Linked DNA regions of Homo sapiens: regions 1 and 3 are each linked to region 2. A link is a loop called in an ENCODE intact Hi-C map of the cell type or tissue named here. Cell type or tissue: heart right ventricle. All regions are shown on one strand. Each heading gives the region's core, and the rest is flanking DNA. Links, peaks and the distances in the headings are about the cores only.

Region 1 (7,655 bases), core at 688-5,687, 98 kb after region 2:
GAAGGCAAATCCTAGTCAACATTTCTAACTCATTTGGGAAGTTAGAATAAACTGAGGTACTTCAGGTTTTCTGACACACACCGAAGAATTTTTGACTGGGTGCAGTAGCTCACACCTGTAATCTCAGCCTTTTGGGAGTAGCTGAGGCAGGAGGGATTCCTTGAGCCCAGAAGTTCGAGAGCAGCCTGGGAAACGTGGCAAAACCTCTTCTCTCCAAAAAATACAAAAATTAGCCAGAAGTTGTGGGCACACCTGGAGTCCCAGCTACTTGGGAGGTTGAGGTAAGAGGATTGCTTGAGCCTGGGAGGTGGAGGTTGCAGTGAGCCGAGATCATGCCGCTGCACTCCAGCCTGGGTAACAGAGCAAAACTATCTCTCTCTCTCTCTCTCTCTCTCTCTCTCTCACACACACACACACACACACACACACACAAGAATTTTTATAGATAGACCATTGTGAAATCTGCAGTTCAAGTGGCATATCTAGCACTGTTACTGTGGTGAACAGAATACTCCTTCCCCCTCTGGTGTTACTCCAATTATGTGGTTACATTGTCACATGGCAAAAGGATTTTGCAGATGTAATTACAAATCAGTTGACCTTAAAATGGAGAGCTTATCCAGGTAGGTCTAACCTCACCACATGAGCTCTTTAAAGGCAGAGCATTTTCTCCAGAAGACGAAGTCAGAGATTCAAAGCATGAGAAGAATTCCACATGCAGTTGCCGGCTTGGGGATGGAGGGCGCCGTGTGCAAAGGCCCTAAGTGCAGCCTCTAGAAACTAACAGCAATCCCTGGCGGCATCAGCAAAAAACCAGGAACCTCAGCCCTACAGCTGCAAGGAGCTGGATTCTGCCAACAACCTGAATGAACTTGGAAGCATATTTTCCCCCAGAGCTTTCAGATAAGAGTCCAGGTCAGATCATATCTTGATTTCAGCCTACTGAGACCCTAAGTGGAGAACCCAGTTGAGCCCACTCTGACTTCTGACCTACAAAACTATAAAGTAACAAAAAGATGACGTTTAAAGCCACTAAATTTGTGGCAATTTGTTACACAGTCACAGTAAACTAATACAACTATAGAACCCCAAACCCCAAAGCTCCAACCAAAGCAAGTCTTTTGATTTGAAATATGTGAAGATAAAAGTGATGAGTAGCACAAATAGTGTCTATTCCTAATCACAGCTATGTAAAAAAAGCATGGGTTCAGAGGTAAAAGTACCTGACAGCATTACTCAGTCACTGAGTGATTTGGGGAATAGGGATCGGGGCTTGAGCTTTGGGCCTGGTTGAGTCTAAAACCCATTGCATAACTTTGCCTTTCACACAGAAAGGCAGTATCATATAGTAGTTAGGAATTTGGCTTTATATTTCCGTAGTCTAACATACCCATTCACATACAGACACCTGATTTATAACAGAGGTGTCACATCAGAGCAGTGGGAAAATGCAGGACAATTGGATATCTTAATGGAGAAAAAATGAATTTGACCCTTTCCTCACTCCACTTGCAAGAAATGTTTCCAGGTAGCTTAAAGACCTAAGTGTGAAAAACCTATAAAGGTTTAGAAGAAAATGTAGGAGAATATTTTTAGGATACTGGGTAAGGGAAGGGTTTCTTAAACACTACACAAAAAGCATTAACCATAAGAAAGTATTTAATACATTAAAATGTAAAACTTCTGTTCCTCAAAAAACATCATTAAAAGAGTGAAAAGACAAGCCACAGAGTGGAAGAAGGTATTTACAACATATATAACTGATAAAGGACTACTTTCCAAATTATATGAACAACACTTACAAATCAGTAAGAAAAAGGAAGATGATTCAATTTTTCTAAACAGGCAATAGTCTTGAGAAGACACTTTTCAAAAGGAGACAACTAAGTGTCTAATAAACATAGGAAAAGATGCTCAATCTCATTATTGGGATAATGCAAATTAAAACTACAGAGAAATAGTACAATATGCTCATTCGTTTGGCAAAACTTAGAAGTCTGACAATACCAAAATTAGTGAGGATGTGGAACTGGAACTCTCCTATACTGCTGTAGGAATGTAAATTAATGCAACCACTCTGGAAAATGGAGGTATTGTCTAATAAAGTTGAAGAAATTCCAGTCCAAAGTATATACCTTAGCGATATATAGTCTTAGATATACCAGGATACATGCCTAAGAATGTTTTAAGCAGCAACCAAGATGCCTATCCTACGGAATAAATGAATAAATAAATAGCGATACAGCCATACTAGAAAATACTGTACATCAATGAAAACAAAAGAACTACATAATCAAAAGGTTTTTTGTTTGTTTTTGTTTTGTTTTATTTTTGTTTTGAGATGGAGTCTCGCTCTGTCACCCATGCTGGAGTGCAGTGGCTCAATCCTGGCTCGCTGCAACCTCCACGTCCTGGGTTCAAGCGATTCTCCTGCCTCAGCCTCCTGGGATTACAGGCATCTGCCACCACGCCCAGCTAATTTTTGTATTTTTAGTAGAGACAGGGTTTCACCATGTTGGCCAGGCTGGTCTCAAACTCCTGACCTCGTGATCCCCCTGCCTCGGCCTCCCAAAGTGCTGGGATTACAGGCGTGAGCCATTGCACCTGGCCTAATACAAAATTTAAAAACAGGCAAAACTAAACACAGAAGGTTAAACGCTAAAGAAAAGCAAGGAAATTATTACTTTGAAATTTGGGAGGAGATGGAGGCTGTATCTGGAAAAGGATAAATGGGTGTCTTAGGCTGCTTGAACTGCCATAATAAAATACTATAAATTGAGTGGCTTAAACAACAGAAATTAATCTTCTCACAGTTTTGGAGCCTGGGAATTCCAACATCAAGGCATCAGCTGACTAATTCCTGGTGAGGGCTCAATTCCTGGCTTGCAGATGGTGGCCTTTATGCTGTGTCCACACGGCCTTTCCTCTGAGCTCTCAGGGAGAGAGAGTGAGAGAGAGAGAGAGGGCACTCTGGGATCTCTTCTGACAAGGGCATTAATCCCACCATGAGGGCCACTCCTTCATAACCTTGTCTAACCCTAGTTATCTACCCTCCCAAAGGCTCCATCTCCAAATCCTACACTGGGGGTTAGGGCTTCAACATATAAATTTGGGGGATCACAAATATTCAGTTCATAACAACAGGGCTTCTGGGGTGACAGTGTTATTCTACAACTAGGTAGTGGTTACAGATGTTCCCTTTTTCAACCATTTATACATCATCTGTATGTCCTATACTACAATATAAAGTGACAGATCTGGGTTAACTCAAGAATTTTCTCCTTATTACCTCTATGGTTTTCATCATATCTTTCAGTCTCCTTGAGTCTTGACTTCCTCCATATATAAAACAGGCATAATACCTACCTCATGGGATAGTTAAGAGAAAATACAGCACTTAGCCAGTGCCTGACATGGATGTAGCTAATAAATACAAGTTTTAAAACATATTTATTTCACCCATTTACTTATTCACTCATGATACTTTCACCAAAAGTCTACTGTGCGACAAGCCCTGAGCTAAATGACTAAGGGTGTAATAGAAATGAGACAACTGTCTTTTCTCTCGAAACATGAGACTTGAATGCCCTCTGTTGGAGCTATGGAAAAAATTCTTCCCAGGGTGAGCCTCCCACCCTTTTTTTAAACCTCTCTAAAGGTATTAGAAAAAAAAATCATTAGTTCAAAAATAGTTTTAATAGTATAAAATAAGGAGATAATTGGAAATCTGAACACTGAACATTATCAAGGAATTCCTGTTAATTTTTGTTTAGGTAAAATAATGGAACCGGCCTGGCGCCATGACTCATGCCTGTAATCCCAGTACTTTGAAAGGCTGAGGCAGATGGATTACTTGAGGTCAGGAGTTCGAGACCAGCCTGGCCAACTTGGTGAAACCCCGTCTCTACCAAAAAATACAAAAATTAGCCAGGTGTGGTGGTGCACACCTGTAATCCCAGCTTCTCGGGAGGCTGAGCCAAGACAATCACTTGAACCTAGGTGGTGGAAGTTGTAGTGAGCCGAGATCACGCCACTGCACTCCAGCCTGAGCAGAAGAGCAAGACTCTGTCTCAAAATAAGTAAATAACTAAATGAAATAATGGTATCTTGGATTTTTTTTTCAAGAACCCTTGCTGTTTAGATCAATGGTCCTCAACCTTTTTGGCACCAGAAACCGGTTTCAAGGGAGACAATGTTTCCACGGACAGTGTGGGGCTGGGTGGGGATGCACAGATGGTTTCAGGATGAAACTGTTCCACCTCAGATCATCAGGCATTAGATTCTCATAAGGAGCAAACCTAGATCCCTCACACACGCAGTTCACAATAGGGTTCGCATTGTTGCTGATCTGACAGGAGGCGGAGCTCAGATGGTAATGCTGGTTTGCCCGCTGCTCAACACCTGCTGCGCAGCCCGGTTCCTAAACAGGCCACGGACCAGTACTGGTCTACTGCCTGGCTGAGGGTTGGGGACCTCTGGTTTAGATACTTGCTGAACTGTTTCCAGATGAAATGATACGTCTGGCGTATCAGTCAAAGTTCAACCAGAGAAATAGAGCCAGTATTAAGAGATCTATTGCAAGGAATTGGCTTGTGAGACTATGGGGCTAGCTAGGCAAGTCCTAAATCCACAGGGCAGGCCATCAGGAAGAGCAGGCTGGAACCCTCAGGCATGAACTAAAGCTACAGTCCACAGATAGAATTTCTTCCTTCTCAGAGAAGTCCCAGTTCTGCTCTTATGGATTTTCAACTGATTTAATCAGGCTCACCCAGATTATCTAGGATAAGTCCCCTTAAAAATCTACTAATTATGGGCAGTAATCACACCCACAAAATACTTTCACAGCTACACCTAGATTAACAAATAACTGGGTGCTATAGTCTAGCCAAGTTGACACATAAAATTGACCACCACATCTGTGAATTGATTCAAAATTACAGGGGAGGGAGAATGTAGGGGTAGAACTGGCCCATACTTTGATGGTCCTTGAGGTTGGGGTGATGAGACATAGGAGTTTATTATAGTATTCTATCTGCTTTGTGTATGTTTACAATTTTCTAAATAAAAGTTAAAATACATATTTTGAGGCCAGGCATGGAGGCTCACGCCTATAATCCCAGCACTTTGGGAGGCTGAGGCGGGCAGATCACCTGAGGTCAGGAGTTCGAGACCAGCCTGACCAACCTGGAGAAACCCTGTCTCTACTAAAAATACAAAATTAGCTGGGCATCGTGGTGCATGCCTGTAATCCCAGCTACTTGGGAGGTTGAGGCAGGAGAACTGCTTGAACCCGGAAGGCGGAGGTTGTGGTGAGCTGAGATCATGCCATTGCACTCCAGCCTGGGCAACAAGAATGAAACTGTCTCAAAAAAAAAAAAAAAAAAAAAAAAAAAAAAATATATATATATATATATATATATATAAACACGCAGAATCTCACTGCTGTATATTTGATATTTTTCTTTCTGAATCTTTTTCTCTACATATTTGTACATAGTTAAGATCATGCTGGAATTACAATTTTATATTTCCTTCGTTCACAGCATTATACCATTAGCATTTTCAGATCTCATTAAAAATTATTCCCAAATATCAAACAAAATGATTAAGAACTCAGGCTTTCACATCACAAAAACCTGGTTCACACATCCTAGTTCTGCTGTTCATTGTTGTGTGATCTTTGTCTAAAAATCTTAAGTTTTCTATGCCTCAGTTTCCTTTAATACAGCCATTCAATTCAACTGCTTGTTCATTTGTTCATTCAACTAATATTGATTGAATTCATCCTCTGAGTAAGATCCTGTGTAGGTGGCATAACTCCACCAATTAACAATGTAGACAAAGTCCTTGCCTTCAGGGAGCCAACGTTCTAGTGGGGGAGACAGACACTAACCAACTAAATACACACTGTACAGGGGATTATAAGTGATCTGGAGAAATATAAAGAAAAGTAAGGGGAAAGGAAAGTGCCAGGAGCATGAGATGGGGACGCCATTAGGTCAGAAAAGTCTTTTCAGATAAGGTGACGTCTGAACGAACACTTGGAAAATGTGAAGGAGTCGGCCATTTGAATATCTGGAGGAAGAGCATTCTAAGCAAAAGAGACCACAAATACAAAGGCCATTGTGATTGGAGCAGAATAAATGACTGGAAGATGGAGGAGATAGGGTAAGGGAGTTAAGACGGAGTAGATGGTGCAAGGGGGCCCCATTTAGAGTTCTGAACAAAGGAGGGGTATCTGGCTTCTGTTTCTAGTTACAGTGATAAAAAACAAAGGAGACAAGAGCAGAAACAGGAAAACCAGTTGGTGGGTGATTTTAATAATCCAGATGAGAAATGCTGATGGCTTGGATCAGGTTGGTAGCAGTAGAGGCTGTGAGCAATGGTCAGACCCCGGATATATGTGAAAGTAGAGCCCACAGTGTTTGCTGATGAATGTACATGGAGTGAGAGAGAAAAAGAGGGGTTAAAAGTTATTCCAATATTTTTGCCTGAGTGACTGAAAGGATAGAGTTGCTATTAAATGACATGTGAATATAGCAGGGAGAGAGGGTTTAGTAAGAGGAAGGTTAAGATCCAGACTATTTTCTTAAAAAAACAAAAACTGTTTATACCAGCACATATCCATAAGCATGGAGAGAAAAGAAGAAAAGAAAACAACAAAAACATTTTGGCATGGTGGACCAGGGGTAACTGACTTAGCAGACCCAAGAAAGCACAATCCTAAAACAATGAGAAAATAAAAAATCAACCAATGTAAACAGCAGTGTTCTCAAAAAGCTCAGGAATCTGTGGCATCAAGTACAGCTGCAAGTTGGGTTGGCAAGCACAAAATAAAGATAATTAAAGCTGTTTAAGAATAGTGATTCTGGCCAGGTGCAGTGGCTCATGCCTGTAATCCCAGCACTTTGGGAGGCTGAGGCGGGTGGATCATGAGGTCAGGAGTTCAAGACCAGCCTGGCCAACATGGTGAAACTCTGTCTCTACTAAAAATACAAAAATTAGCCAGGTGTGGTAGAGCACCTGTCATCCCAGATACTAAGGAGACTGAGGCAGCTGAGGCAGGAGAATCGCTTGAACGCGGGAGGCAGAGGTTGCAGTGAACCGAGATTGCACCACTGCACTCCAGCCTGGGCGACAGAGCAAGACTCCTTCTCGAAAAGAAAAAAAAAAAAAGAATAGTGGTTCCTAGATACCTTCTACTCTTTGCTGATGAGTGACTGCCTCTTCCTAACCCAAGCACAGGAACTGGAAGGCACAAGGCACAGTTACAGGTGGAGGTGTCATACCAAAACAACAAGATTAAGGAAACCAAGGCATATTCAGTGTTTAGACTCCAAGCCTCTAACCCCATCAACTCCCAGGTTCTAGGTTAACTCTACCCTCTAGTCAGGACTTTGGAAGATTCTTTTGTGAGGAATCCAAGAAGTCCAGGAGAAAGGACACAAATGTGCTGGCATTTGCAGTTTGCTAGTCAGATTATCCTACAGTGAAGCTTGAATCAATAACTCAAAACTTCCAATCAGCTTTTTATCCCCTCACCTTAAACAGAAAACAAACGAGGTGCCAGGAGTGGTGGCTCGCTCATGCCTGTAATCCCAGCATTTTGGGAGGCCAAGGCGGGTGGATCACCTGAGCTCAGCAGTTCGAGACCA
Region 2 (7,655 bases), core at 1,449-6,448:
AACCCTCATCTGGGGTCTGCTTCTCCTGGGAGGATGAATATAGGGAGGAAAATCAGCAGGATCACGAAGACATTACAATGTTGTGCACACCAAAATTTAACATAAGAATTCCCTTCCCTCTAGCAATTCACTTCTGGGAATTTATGACAAGTAAACAATCAAGCCGTGGGACAAAATTGAATGCATTCAGATGTTCAATGCACTATTGTTTATAACACTGAAAATTTTGAAACAACAGGAGAATGGTTAAATCAATGAGAACTGAAAAGGATTTAGGCAGGCAAAGAGTGGGAGGTGGCAAGCTTCAGAAGGAGGGCTTGGCAAACGCAAAGTCTTCCCGTGAGAAAGCAGTGGACCTGAGTGATTGGAGCACAGGATGGGGACATAGGTTGGCATGAGAGGAGTGAAGCTGAGAAGCAAGCCAATTAGACAGGGCCTCACAGACCATGGCAAGATGCATGAATGCTATCTGAGGGCATTGATGAGTTCCAAGCATGGGAGCAGAACAATTGGATTTATTCTAAGAAGCTGATTATGGCTGTTAGTCAGAGAGAGGAACGTACAGAAAGCAAGAGCAGAGGCGAAAAGGCCAATGAGAGGCTACTACACGTGGAATGATGGTGGTAAAGAGGCAGAGAAGTGGGTGGACAAGAGACTCGCTTGGAGATAGAATTAACAGGACTTGCTGTTGTGTTGGCCATAAGTGGCAAGGAAAAGATGACTTCCAGGATTTTATCTTTGGAAATTGGGTGGCTGGGAGTGACATTATTAAAATGAGGGAGGCTGGGGTAGAAAGACAGGATTGAGGAGTGGAAACAAGAATTCCATTTTGAACATGTTGAATTTTTTTTTTTTTAATAGAGACAGGGTCTCACTATGTTGCCCAACTGGTCTTAAAATCCTGGGCTCAAATGTTCCTCCCACCTCAACCTCCCAAAGTGCTGGGATTACAGGTGTGAGACATCACACCTACCCTGAACATGTTAAGTTTTAAATGCCTAAGAGACATCCAATCAGAGATGTCAAGCAACTAGTTGGATTTGTAAGTCTGGAGCTCAGAGAAGACATAAATTCAGGAGGTATCAGCCCATAGAATATTTTTAAAGCCATGAATGAATGAGTTTCTTTAGGAATGTATAAAGAGGGCCCAGAAGAAATCCATATGGAACACTAAAAACGCTAGTTTTGAAGAAGTATATCTGGTGTGACATCATTTTGGTTAAAAAACAAAGCCCCAAAATTCCATCATAACATAAACGCAGAAGATATCTGCATAAATAAATATTCATCTAACGGTTTATGGGGGTTATCTCTGGATAGTTGGGAGCAAAACGCTCATTGACACCCATGAAAGTCAGGTCTATGCCCAAGAACCTTTTTGCACCTGGTCTTTCCCAAATGGCTGCTTAAGGGACCCAGGAGGAGGAGCCTGGAAGTTATGGTGCCCGATTTGATGATGAACCTAGGAGAAGCCACTCTGCATTTGTTACCCAAGGGAATAGGAGGAATGGGAGGGCTTTCATTTTCTCAGTTGTATATTTCTGTCAACATTAAAACTTTTATAAAGAACATCATTATTACTTTTGTAGATAGAGAAAAACAATAAATAAAATTATTTTAAATGGTGGCATCCATTGTTGGTGAAGCCACTGTACAGTGGAAACGCACATCTCTTTGGAGAAAATGTGAATTGGTATGACTTTCTGAAATGACATTTGAATGAATTTGAATGAATTTCATGCAAATGAAATTTTATGTCAAGCTCCTTAAAATGTTCATATCTTTTCACATTCAGGCACCTATGCTAGGGAAATAATCAGAGATGGGTGTTAGGAACCATGGAAAGATTTCAGTAGTTTTAAGATAACAATTTGGCCTGGGTCCATGAACCCTACAAATGCCCCCAACTTGGCTGGGTCCAGCCATCCCTTATCTCCATAACATCTTTAAGGGAGCTGTACACACAAGGAACAAGGAATGTATGGGACACCAAATGACCACTGACGATTCCCTACCTCATGTCTGCACCTTTGCCTGCAGAACTCCATGGAGTGCGTGCTTCTTAGCCCAAGGCCCCAGGGAAGTTTCTCCCAAGCCCAGTTTCTGGATGAATACACATGAAATGGTGAGGTGGCTGAGTCCACTCTGGAAGACCGGGCCTCCTTGCGTGGTTGAGAGGAGAACATCAGAGACAGGGACCATGCTCAAATGCACCAGCTTTTAATAACTGGGTTTGGTACCATGGCTTGTCACCCCACTCCACCCCAACCACCAGAATAAAAACGTATTATTAGACTCTAGCAGAGGCCGACTCACCCTGAAACAAACACACTGGGACTTTCTGGTGCCTCGCCTGTCCAGGCCTCCTCCTTGCCCCTGAGCCTAGTATTGCATTCATTCATATGCTTTTATTCCTTTCTTAAAGGGGGTCTCTAAAACTGCATAAGTCTCAGGTCCCAGCAGACTGGGATGTTCTTGCTTTCAGAAATTTGAGATGGGAAATAAGAAAATAATCCAGCCGTTGGTGGTAGGAGCTGCAGCTGTCTGAAAGGAGGGATCATGAGGGACCCTGAGGAGAGCAGAGCAATGAGCACGCCAGAGATTTGTTTCAGCTGGCCTTGTGAGAGCACTAGGCCTGGAGAGTGAAAAGGAAGATGCAAGTGCCGGCAGAGCTGCGGTGTTGCGGGGAGGAGTGAATGAGTGAGTGTGATGATGCATGACTGCCTGAGCTTGCACTCTGCACAGTGAGTGCTTGCTGAACTTCGTCGGTATAGTTATTGTTAGCACTGCTGATATTACTGTGAAGGTCCGCGCACTCCATTTCCTGGGGTCCTTGGAGCCTGGTTCTGCTCTGGATAAAATGGTCAGGGAAGTCTAACACGCAGCTCTGAGTACACCCCCTGAAGGGGACAGAAGCTGAGAAATTGACCCTCCTCCACTTCACACGTACACCAGAATAGGGAGACCACGGGACAAAGCGCTCATTGACACCCATGAAAGTTAGGTCTGTCCCCAAGAACGCCTTTCCACCTGGTCTTTCCCAGATGGCTGCTTGAAGGGCTCAGGAGGAGGAGCCTGCAAGTCATGGTAACCGATTTGATGATGAACCTATGAGAAGCCACTCGCATTTGCTACCCCAGGCCACCCACATTGGTGTTCTTTGTTTCTACTACTAGTTTACAACATCTTTCTATTCTACTGCCAGGGAGGAAAAAAGGTGTTCCACAAAACTGCCCAAGAGGACATACCTAGGAGGAGCGTCTGACATCAGCGGGGATCTTTGTGCTGCCCTTTCAAACCCTCGCCTCACTAATTACCCAGCAGGAGACAGCCAGCTCCATCCATATTGGAGTTTCACCTTTAATTAAACTTTAATTCACTCATGCCTTATCCTTGTGGCCACATGCTGCTGGGAATCAGTGCCACAGCAACTTGGACCCAGGCCAGAACCTTGCAGAAGAACACCCAGAGGCATCACCAAGTAAAAATAGACTTTCCTGACTATTAAATCCAACACTGTACTCAGGGAACCAACAAGAGTGCTCTCAAGGAAAGCTGTGATCTGCCTATAGGCAAAGAATGGATGATTTCAGTAATTCCTCCCCTCCCCTCCCCGCCCCAACTACACAGGGAGACTCAAACAAACTAGGATTATACAATTACCCATTTAACTTCATCTCATTTCCGATAAGAAGTAATCAGGGGAAGCATAAGAAAACCAAGAACTTCCAACCACTCACATTTATGAAGTGCTAACTCCGTGCCAGGCATGATGGGGAAATGAGATGAAATCAGCTTTCTGTAGACATTGTCAGGGCCCTGCCTACTGTGCACCTGGCAGTCACCTACAGTTCCCACAGGCCCACAGCTTCCTACCCTACACATCTGCATGTCTCTGACAGGCCATTCTCTGGCTGTGGGCATGTGCGGCAAGTCAGCAGGACTGCCCGGAAGTGCCAGGGAGTTAATGCTCCAGGAGTGGTTCCAATGAGGGACAGGAGCTGGTGGACAAACACCCCAGCTTCCTCAACTATTGGTTCCACTTCTTCTCTCAGAATGTCTCTCAGAAGGTCCCCCAGGAGGGAGCCCCAGGTGACTGCCCTAGCCTCCAGCTCATTAATTCACCTTGTATTGGCTTTCATTCTTCTCTGACTCACTTCCCTTCTCTCTCACCAAGCTTTTAGGAATCACTTTTCAGATAAACTACTTGCACCCAATCCTAGTCTCAGTGTCAGCTTTTGGAGGAACACTAACGAAGACACAATTTTAGTCTTAACCTTGATGATAATGACACAAGTTAACTTTAATAAACGTGAAGGCCTAAAACTCAAATATCCATAAGCCAAAAGCCAATGTGATCAAATATCTAAGGCCAAACCCAAGTGGGGCCTAAGGGGCCCTGGAGAGCAGGTATCCTCTTTGGGAGGTAGCTACTAGTCTACTCAAGAGGCTGTTTCCATGCAAGAAGGTGGGGCCAGTATTGTTAGAGCTTCCAATTTTTAAAGAGATGCTGGAATTCTGCATTTTTATATGGACTTTCCCAATTTTTGAATGTTGAAATCAACTCAAAAATTTGAAAGCACTATGAAGCCCAAGAGAAATCCATCCATGGACAAGAGCATGCCCACAGACCCCAGTTTGTGACCTCTGGTTCCACTGGATTTAATAATCCAGCAGCCACTGTTGACCCTTCCCAGGGCAGTTTAAATTGAGTAGTGAGGCCAGAAAGCATATTGTGGAGAGCTGAGAAAAGAATTGGAAGTGAGAAAATAGAGAAAGCCAGTATAGATGATTCTTTCCAGAGCAGAGATAGAGTAGTAGATATTGAAGTGAAATAAATATTTTAATTCTTAAAGTTTGGGCACTCAAAAATACCTTTAAACCAGGAGGCAAGATCAAGGATTAAAGAACAGGATGAAGACAGTGGAGAGACAGGGAGTAACCAATTGAGTAAAGTCCCTCAGCGAAGGCAAGAACAGGCGGGCTAGCTGTGGGATTGGCCTTCAACATGAGGAAAGCCTACCATTCTCTGAAATGTGGGGCAGAAGATACATGACACACTAAGGTAAAGAATCTCTAAAGTATCCTAAGGCAGAGCAGCTCATTAAAAAAAAAAAAAAAAATTTTCGGGCATGGTAGCTCACTCCCGTAATCCCAGCACTTTGGGAGGCCAAGGCAGGTGAATCATTTGAGGTCAGGAGTTCAAGACCAGCTTGGCCAACATGGTGAGACCCCATCTCTACTAAAAATATAAAAATTATCTAGGCATGATGGCACATGCCTGTAATCCCAGCTACTTGGGAGGCTGAGGCAGGAGAATGGCTTGAATCCCAGAGGCGGCGGTTGCAGTGAGCCGAGATTGCACCACTGCACTCCAGCCTGGGCAACAGAGTGAAACTCTGTCTCAAAAAAAAAAATTGACTAGGTATTTTTATTTTTATTTTATTATCTAATTATAAAATTAATATGTGTTTATTTTGGAAATGTTGGAAAATATAGAAAATAATAAAGATGAAATTAAACATTTCCTGTTATTCCACATCCTAGAAAGAACTGTTGCTGGAAAAGGGATATTGATTCCAGGCCCCAAGAGAGGGTTCTTAGATCTCACACAAGAAGGAATTCAAGGCACATCGCAGAGTGCAGTGAGAAGAGATAGTTTATTGAAAGCTACTCAGTTACAGAGTAGGGCATCCTCAGAAAGCAAGAAGAAGACTGCCTTGTCTTTTTTTTGAAGTTTTACTTATATAGGGTCTAGTCTATGTAAAAGCTAAGCTAAGGTATGTCTACATGCAGGTGGGCTGACAGCATAGCAAAATTTATTACTCTGTTTAGTTAAAGAAAACTATCCTTCTATAATCCCAGCACTTTGATAGGCCAAGGCAGGAGGATCGGTTGAGCCCAGGAGTTTGAGACCAGCCTGGGCAATATAGTGAGACCCTGTCTCTAAAAAAAGAGAAAGAAAGAAAAATAAAAAATAAAACGATCCTTGACATTTTAGTGTGCAATTACATCAAAGCATAATTATCTTGAAAGCATATATGGTCATGGGTATTGGGACATCTGGACTTTCCATTGTTGTAGGAGTGTGTCCTTGCAGGTATCTTTAAACTGTTTCCTCAATGGTGAATATCTTATGACTATGTGTCATGACCCACAAGGAATGTGTCTTGTTAGTCCCAAGAGGGAGCTGATATTAAAATTATGTTACTGTGGCTCTCCTGGGCTCCTGTTTCCCTAACAGAACCACTGTTAGTATTTGTGACTATATGTTTTTCATTCAAAGTGGGCTTATACTATACATACTGCTTTGTAAACTGACTTTTTAATTTTGTAACATATAATGGACATTTTTCCACACCATTAGATATTGTTTTAAGATATGACTAGTTACAGTCACACCGTATTTTCCAAATATACCCACATCCACATATCTGCCATCCACATGCTCTTCTTACAGTGTGACATTCACGTGCTTCCATCAAGAAGTGAGGTCTCTGTTTCCTCCCTTTGAACCTGGCCAGACTTTTGTAACTGCCACAGTCAATAGAATGTGGCATAAGTGATGCTGTGTGCCTTCCAAGGCTAGTTCATAAAGACAACATGGCTCTGTTTTTTACTTTTTGTTTTTTGCCTTTGGAACCAAACCACATTTGTGAGGAAGTCAGGTCTATATGGAAAGGCCATATGTGAATGTTCCAGCTGACTGACCCACTTGGGCCTCTAGCTCATATCAGCATCTGCCAACACGTGAGCAAACAAGTCTTCCAAGATAGCAGACTTTAGGTCTTCCACTTAAAGCCCCAGGCATTACAGAGTAGAAATAGGCCTTACTCCCTGCTGCCTAAGTTCCTGATCACAAATTCCGTGAGAGATAGTAAGTGATCATTGCTAGAGAACCAAAGCAGTATTGCATTTCATGGATATATCACAATATTGCCCTTTTGGGGGGCTTTAGATTGTCTCTAATTTTCTGCTATTATAAATAACACTGAATGAACCTCCACGTAGCTGATTCTTTGTCTAATTAACATCTCTTTCCTAAGAATAAATGTATAGATGAGCAATAATTAGGTCAAAGGATATGATCATTTTAAAGGCTTTGGAAACACATTGCTCAATTGCTTTCTAGAATTGTTGAGTCAATTTACATTCTCACAATTAGTGTATGAAAGTGTGTGAAAGCATTCAGTGAGTTATTCTTAGTCACTGGCCTCTGACGACTTTACATTTCTTTTCCTCGAACTGTCATCCCCACCCCATCTTTGTTAATTTTTGAGGCTTGTGATTCTGGAGATTGGCAACAAATTAGTGGATACCATGTTGGGAGTTGTTCAGGGCAAGGAATAGATGGAAACTGCTGGTAGTGGGCCATGGGGCCAGGCAGCTTTGCTCAGAACAGGGATCCAAGGAGGGCTATCAAGGTTGATCACACCACAAACCAGAGGCTCCTCCTACCCAGACTGGATGACGCCTGGGATAGAAGCTCCAACTGCAGCACTAAGCCCAGGAAATACACCTGTCCCTGCCGTGCTCCTTAAGAGGGTTGATAATAGACGTAGGGATACCCTTTCTTGTCATTTGTTGTTTTTGTTGAGATAAAATTCACATATCATAACATGAGCCGTTTAAAGGAAACAGTTCAGCGGCATTTA
Region 3 (7,655 bases), core at 1,336-6,335, 1.5 Mb after region 2:
GTCCGATCCCAGCAGCCTCCGCCTCCTGGGTTCAAGCAATTCTCATGCCCCAGCCTCCCAAGGAGCCAGGATTACAGGCGTGCATCACTATGCTCGGCTAATTTTTGTATTTTTAGTAGAGATGGGGTTTTGCCATGTTGGCCAAGCTGGTCTCGAACGCCTGAACTCAAGTGATCCACCCACCTCAGCTCCCAAAGTGCTGGTATTACAGGCATGAGCCACCGCCCCAGCCAGGAATTTTAGCTTATGAGAAGAAAAATAAAAATTGTAAATCAAAAGGTAAAAACGAATTTTAAATCTGAATTGGAGCCAGGCGTGGTGGCTCACCGCTATAATCCCAGAACTTTGGGAGGCCAAGGTGGGTGGATCACCTGAGGTCAGGAGTTTGAGACCAGCCTGGCCAACATGGTGAAACCCCATCTCTACTAAAAATACAAAATTAGTCGGGCATGATGGTGCATGCCTGTAATCTCAGCTACTCAAGAGGCTAAGGCAGGAGAATCGCTTGAACCCGGGAGGCAGAGGTTGCGGTGAGCCGAGATCGCGCCGTCGCACTCCAGCCTGGGCAACAAGAGCAAAACTCTGTCTCAATAAAAAAATCTGAATTGGAAAAGCAGAATAAACTGTGAATTTTTCTCTTTTTAAGAAACAATAGTACCTAGATCTAACCTCTGAAAAGCTCTACCAGGAAAAAAAAAAAAAAAAAAAAACCTAGAGAACCCAGATTGAGTTCTCTAACTACATCTTCTAACAAAGTAAACAAGATTCCTTATAGAAGTGGTTTCAAAACTAGGGGTTGACTATTCCCGAAACAAGCCTATGAAAGCTCACTGCCGAGAAGCCAGCAAGCTGTCAGAGACAGGAGTAGGCTCATGTCAAAGGGAGAAAGGAGCAAACTTGAAAGAGCTCCCACTGGATGGAGATGAAACAATGTAAGCATCAAAAAGACTAATGACTGCAAAGGACTAGACGATATACATATACATATATACACCTGTAAGTTCTTAACAATATAAAATCAATCTCACTAGACACGGAGATTTCTCAGGTACCAACTCTTTATTCTGAAAACTGACCTATGAAGAGGAACAATCAAGCATTTATCCTGCCTTGCAAAACAAACTCTATTTTAAGGATAACCAAATAGTTGATCAGGGAAAGATCTTCTGTAAGAAAACTTCCAACTACAAATAGAAAGGAAATTACAGAATAAGAAAATTATCATTTTGCAACTCTAAAGGATTACTACATGTAGACAATAATCGATTGATGTTAAAACTGTTAAAAAAAAAAAAAAAAAAAAAGAGTGAGGAGTTCCTGACTCACAGATAAGGGTATGAAGAAAAAAAAAGAGTGATGGGAATATTTATAATAAGGCTGACAACATCTGAGTCTAGTGATCAACTTTAACCCCTCTAATAGAGGCATATAATGTTTAATTGTCTCACTTCCTATGAAGCAGTAGGAGAAATACAGCACCAACTGTGACAAATTCCTATTTCCCCAAGCCATCCCCCCAAAAAAAAGTACTGAATCAAGGGTCCACATCTAAGCAGCCATGCGCAAGAAAGGAAAGGCAGGTGATAAAGGACTATATTAAATAACACCAAAAGGGTGCAGTAAAGCTTCTGGTATTCCAATTTGGGCCAAGACAAGGGACAATTTGTCTGTAACAAATAAATGACACTAAAAAATAAGAGACCAGGAATTAAGAGACTTAAGGGTCACAATATCTAAACGCAATCCTGGCTCAAAGAAAAATTACAAAATGACATGTATGAAACCACCAAGAAAATCTGAACACTAACTGGGTATTAGATGATATTCAGAGACTACTGCTGAATGTATTGGGTGTGATAATGAAATCATGGTTATACATTTTTCTAATCCTTTTCTGCTAGCAAAAGATATTTACTAGTAAAATGATATCATTTTATTTAAAATACTCCAGCAAGAAAGAGAGAGGGAGAGAAAAAGGGAGAGGGGGAATGAAAGCAGGACACAAGATGAAACAAGATTAGCCAGTGTTGATTGCTGGAAGCAAATGATACTACCTCATTACTCTAGCCTCTCTACTTCTATATATGTTGAAATTTTCCATAATTTAAAAAAAAAAAATTTGAGACAGGGTCTTGCTCTGTTGCCCAAGCTGGAGTGCAATAGCATGATAATAGCCCACTACAGCCTCAACCTCCCAGGGTCATGTCTCAGCCTCCTGAGTAGCTGGGACCACAGACGTGCACCACCACACCAAACTCTATTTTTTCTAGAGACAGGGTCTCCTTATGTTGCCCAGGCTGGTCTCAAACTCCTAGGCTCAAGTTATCCTCCCACCTCAGCCTCCCAAAGTACTGGGATTACAGCCGTGAGTCACCACGCCCAGCTGATAATAAAGAAATTTAATGAATGGGTTAACCTAAAATGTCTGTTAATACTCCTTTTGGCCAGGAGTGGTGGCTCATGCCTGTAATCCCAGCACTTTGGGAGGCTGAGGCGGATGGATTATTTGAGGTCAAGAGTTCGTGATCAGCCTGGCCAACATGGTGAAACCCCATCTCTACTAAAAATACAAAATAAATTAGCTGGGCGTGGTAGTGCATGCCTGTAATCCCAGCTACTCGGGAGGCTGAGGCAGGAGAATCGTTTGAACCTGGGTGACAGAGGTTGCAGTGAGCCAAGATCACGCCACTGCAATCCAGCCTGGGCAACAGAGTGAGACTCAGTCACAAAAAAAATTCCTTTCAGTTTTAGAATTTGATGGGTCTATATTAAATTTCATAAAATATATCCACTGCACGCTTCAGACTAAATATATTGGCTTAATATCAGAAATGTTTTTTAAAATTATTACACATAGAAACCACAATGATTACAGAGTGGTAAATGTGTTATCTAGGAATATAAGCTTCAGATGGTTATATTTTTCAGTAAAAAAGATACAGATGTCAATAAATGCTTCTAAATGCATAAAGGAGATCATGACCAGTTATTTTCTGTAGCTGTTGATGACAGAATAAGATGAAAGAGATTTAAATTATATTACAAGGATAGTAAAATAGATTTTTGCTCCATTTTTTCTGTCTCTTTATAACAAATTATACCATCATATTCTTCTGACATTCTTTTAATCATTCATTAAACTCTCCAGCATTAACTGCCTAAAATACACATTACTTTGCTGGCTCGGCACTGTGGGGTACAAAGGTGAGTAACAAAATGAGGTTCTATGCCATTAAAATGCTTATAGGGGCCAGGTGCAGTGTCTCATGCCTGTAATCCCAATACTTTGGGGAAGCCAAGACAAATGGATCACTTGAGGCCAGGAGTTCAAGACCAGCCTGACCAACATGATGAAACCGTGTCTCTACTAAAAATACAAAACTTAGCAGAGCATGGTGGCATGAACCTGTGGTCCAAGCTACTCGTGAAGCTGAGGCTGAGAATCTCTTCAACCCGGGAGGCAGAGGTTACAACGAGCCAAGATCACACCACTGCACTACAGCCTGGGCAACAGAGCGAGACTCTATCGCAAAAAAATAAATAAGTAAGTAAAATAAAATAAGATGCTTATAGGGTCTGCAACCACAATTTTTCCTGTTCACTGAGAGTAAACCTAATAGAGAATTTAGGATTCATCTTACACTTGAAATTTTGTTACTGATTATTGAAAAATTATCTACAAGCACCCAATTGTGAGTTTTACAGAAAACTGGTCTCAAGAGTTATGAACCAAAGATTCACTCCACGGGGTTCCCAGATCCCCTAAAATCATGTGCTAGGTGTTGACTTTATTTTTCTGGAGAGACTATAATGGTTTTCATTCATCTTATTCATCTCAAATGGTAAAAATCACCAGTGGAATGGAGCCACACATCCTGTAGCAGAAACTTCTAAAAAAAAAAAAAAAAAAAAAAAAAACAGGAAAAAGATGAAACATGGTACCATGTACCTGCTCAGCCTCCACAGATCCTGCTTTTGGAAACTGAAACATAAATTCTTAAAACTTGCACAACTTTTTTTCTGGTGCTTGAATGACCTCTAGTGGCTACTTAAATTATCACAGCCAATTGCTCACAGCAGGAATTAGGTTGGTGCAAAAGTAATTACAGTTTTTGCCATTAAAAGTAATGAAATAAAGAACTAAAAAGTGTTGAGAAATAACAAAATTAAGATGGCATCACAAAGGAGCACCTAGCTCAATTTCAAGTTATTATACAAGCTCTCTATTATCCAACCAAATGTAGTTCACAATACAGTGTAATTCAAAATAGTTCACCAGATAGTTCAGTACACGCCATTTTTTTTAATCAAATAAGTATGATTTTCCCTAAATTCTTGCATTTCGAACTAATAAAGCATCAGCAAATACCCATGAAGAGAACAGTACTGGAATAAAAGATACAAGAACCTCGGGAATTAACATCCACCCTTTCCTCTCAGTTGAGGCAGCACCAGGAATACAATGTCAACAAAGTACAACAACTGGAGTAAGAGAAATACTTTGAGAATATAAACTGGCCACAGAACTCAACCTGAGTGAGAACAGGTAACAAATATGGTTCAGGAACTGCTGGGCCAAACTCTCCAAGTGGGAGTACAGCAGCAGCAACAGCAAGTACCAGTAGAATGAGGCCATCACATCACCCAGGGTGACCAACAGGTCCCAGGTTACTTCACATGCCCTCTGCCCAGCCCCTTGACAATTCCTGCAGCAGCAAAACACACCATCTTCCAGGCACTGCCACACGGAGTCCCAAGAATGCTGATACAGTTTTATTTATTTTGAAATATTTGTCAGTATCTATACATACACAAGGCACTGTCTAGGCACTGGAGTGGAGTGTTGAACAAGACAGTTCAAAATCCCGATTCCAATGGAGCTTGTAGTCTAGTGTGGAAAGAGAAATAAATACATAAAATGCCAGGTGGTGATACATGCTGTGAAAAAGATAAAGTAGAACAATGGGGTTTGGAAATTACAGGGTGGTCGTAGTATTCTTTTCTATAAGTTGATCATCTCAATTCAGACTAGCTTTTCTTCAAGCACTCAATAGCCATAGTGGCTGGTGGCTACTATACTGGATAGTTCAACAAATCTGAAACTATCATCCATGCCTTTTTAGTTCATAATCTTTATCCTCTTTCTTTCTGAATCCTAAGAGAATTCATCCAACTGATCTTCAAATTCACTAACTCAGCTTCCTAAAGTATCCATCCTACTTAATACTTATTACTGCAACTACTGAATCATTTAATTCAACAGTCATATTTCACATATTCAGAGGCTCCTTCTTCACAGCTCCTGAGCAACCAATGCCTGCTCTGACGATGCAGGAACATCCTCTAAAATCTTGGCACTTTGTCTTGGACTTTAAGTTCTCTCCCATCTCCTACAGCTACTCCATCTCACTGGAGACCTTTTGCTCTGAGCCATCAGAAGGAACCCCCATTTTTGAGATCCTAAGCCTTCTCATCTTCCTGGTAATACTGCCCTAGATGCTCAATCTTTCAGACAAAAATCTACCTGACACATCTCTGAGAACCAAGCTGGGTACCATCAGTAATCATATAGGTCACAATTCATTTTTTTAGGCCCCCCAAAAAAGGAAAAATTTAGACTTTGTGGCATTTTACTAGTAACTCAGAGATCCAGCAGTTTGCAGGAAATAGAGATGGAATTGTAAGCAAGGGAAATACACTGAAATTAAATTAATCTCCACCCAGACACTATAAGGCCAGCTGGGATACTATCCCAGCAATTGGCTGCTGCAGTGAACAGCACAGAGAGAAAATGTTCCAATTCCTCTTAAGGCTCCAAATACCAGTTGGCTACTACAGTGGACAAGACAGACATAGAAATTTTTCCAATTTTTCTTAAAGCCCCAAATACCACACAACCAGCTTCAACTCTACAAAATCCCCTCTCCTTACCCCTTTTTTACTTCCTTCAGGAGCTCTTGCTGTTTCCCCTAAAAGCCTTGGTTCTTTTCACCTATGCTGACTCTTGAGCCTCTCCCAGTTCAAGGGATAAAACTCCATTACCAATTAAGTGTAACATACGTTAACGGAATAGGTAGAAAGTAATCTTTCATACGAAAACACTACATTCAAGGTGAAAGGCCAAAATAATTTGAATTTTGAATTGTAAGCTATGCTTTAACTAGGAAATACATTAGTCTGTTGGACAGACTATAAGAAAACTAGAAATGAAAAAAGCCTTATTCAAAAACAAATGAAATAATGATGAGTAGAGTTCATAAGCCTTGTTAACTCTGCTGTGCCATTTTAATGATGGACTACATTGTATATGTGCTGCTATGTTTAAGCCTAAAGGTCTGTTGAGGTAACAGTTTTAGAACGATTGCCACAATCCCACAGAGAAAAAACAAGTGAAGGTCGGTGAAAGCTGCAGGTTCTAAATTACAGAATCAAGAACAGTATTTCTTGACATTCATCACATTTAAGTAATAAAAGACATTACCTCAACAACAGGTGTATTTTCCTGGAGCTCAGCTGTGTGCGAAGCCAGTAAACCAATTACGTGAGCAACCTTGGCCCGTCTGTAAATGGAGAGAAAACAGGCTCTGAAAAGAAGAGTCGGGGACCGAGGAAACTAATCCCAGCTAGTTACATTATGCAATGATGAGCATTAGATATAAGACTGAGAAATAAAAATTGAATGTGACAGGTCAGGCCCACACTCCCACATGTACACAGCCCAGAGAAACTCTCCCTCGTATACTTAGGGAGACACGAACCGTAATGTCCGCTGCAATACTGCAACAGCGACAAAATTTAAACAAGTTGTGGTTTAATAGTAAAACGAAAAATAAAAATTTTAAAAATCTTTAACCAGAGAAAAGAGCAAAACAGTAATTAATCCTTTTATTGCTGAGTACAGAGGCATTTGGCTAAAGGTCTCTTTTCTACTTGTTAGTAGATCAATGAGTTTCTATGTAAGTAGTAAATAATATCTGAACAGTAACATATCTGTATGTATTCAGTGTAAAAGAAATTTTTACAATCAAGTTTTTAAATATTGTTATTTGCATAAACACTAGTTTTAATGAGGTGTTCCTTTAGTATCCAGCAGAAAACTGAAGTGGATAAATTACTATTAAATGACATTCAATGTGATTTGAAAAGGTATTTCATGCAGAGAAATTAGTTTTGATGAGTTTTTTTCTAATTAAAACAAATGGTGAGTTGATGAAAACTGCACTCTTATTTAGTGATGTCTGCATGTTGTCTAGGATAATCAGTATGTACCTTAGTCAGCTTTTATTTTTTACCATCTTAAAATAAACCTATGTGGTACCCATGGAGGAAAACAAATCAGACTCAGAGAAGTACTACAGGGAAAATGTCTGCGTTATCACAACTCTAACATACAGAAATAATCCTTATAAATTTCAACACTTCTTAAATTTCCCATTAAAATCTCTTAACCTACACAAATTAAAGAAGTCCTAGGCAATTGTAGAATTAGCATCCCACCTGTGAATAAAAAGATTATACTTTAAAAGTAGTCATTTTGAAAAATATCTGTAGGACAATTGGAAAAGCCATCCTCCCACCTCAACCCCCCCAGCTAGCTGGGACTGTAGGCATGCACCACCACAGCCAGCTAATTTTTTTTACTTTTTGTAGAGATG

Evidence for each region. Peaks named below come from ENCODE experiments on the same cell type or tissue, not always from the same donor. Only the 100,000 strongest peaks of a DNase experiment are listed, where the experiment ranks them.
Region 1: it touches region 2 in a loop (3-fold over the local background); 26 of 110 quality-filtered maps call a loop at or near these places.
Region 3: it touches region 2 in a loop (5-fold over the local background); 80 of 110 quality-filtered maps call a loop at or near these places.

What each region holds. Positions count from the first base shown.
Region 1 is chr3:40,429,425-40,437,079 of GRCh38, forward strand. The region is part of intron 2 of ENTPD3-AS1 (ENTPD3, EIF1B and MYRIP antisense RNA 1); the gene reads right to left. Among named protein-coding and RNA genes, the nearest start is that of ENTPD3-AS1, 20 kb to the right of the region's middle. In heart right ventricle, for the core only: a CTCF peak has its summit at 3,607 (motif pointing left); no DNase peak of the experiment used is centred there.
Region 2 is chr3:40,330,180-40,337,834 of GRCh38, forward strand. No RefSeq gene overlaps it. Among named protein-coding and RNA genes, the nearest start is that of EIF1B, 24 kb to the left of the region's middle. RefSeq lists an enhancer at 7,484-7,533. In heart right ventricle, for the core only: no CTCF peak of the experiment used is centred there; a DNase peak (open chromatin) is centred at 3,432.
Region 3 is chr3:41,877,393-41,885,047 of GRCh38, forward strand. ULK4 (unc-51 like kinase 4) reads right to left here. Exons shown (of 37, transcript NM_017886.4): 17 at 6,482-6,560. Among named protein-coding and RNA genes, the nearest start is that of ULK4, 81 kb to the right of the region's middle. In heart right ventricle, for the core only: a CTCF peak has its summit at 4,059 (motif pointing left); no DNase peak of the experiment used is centred there.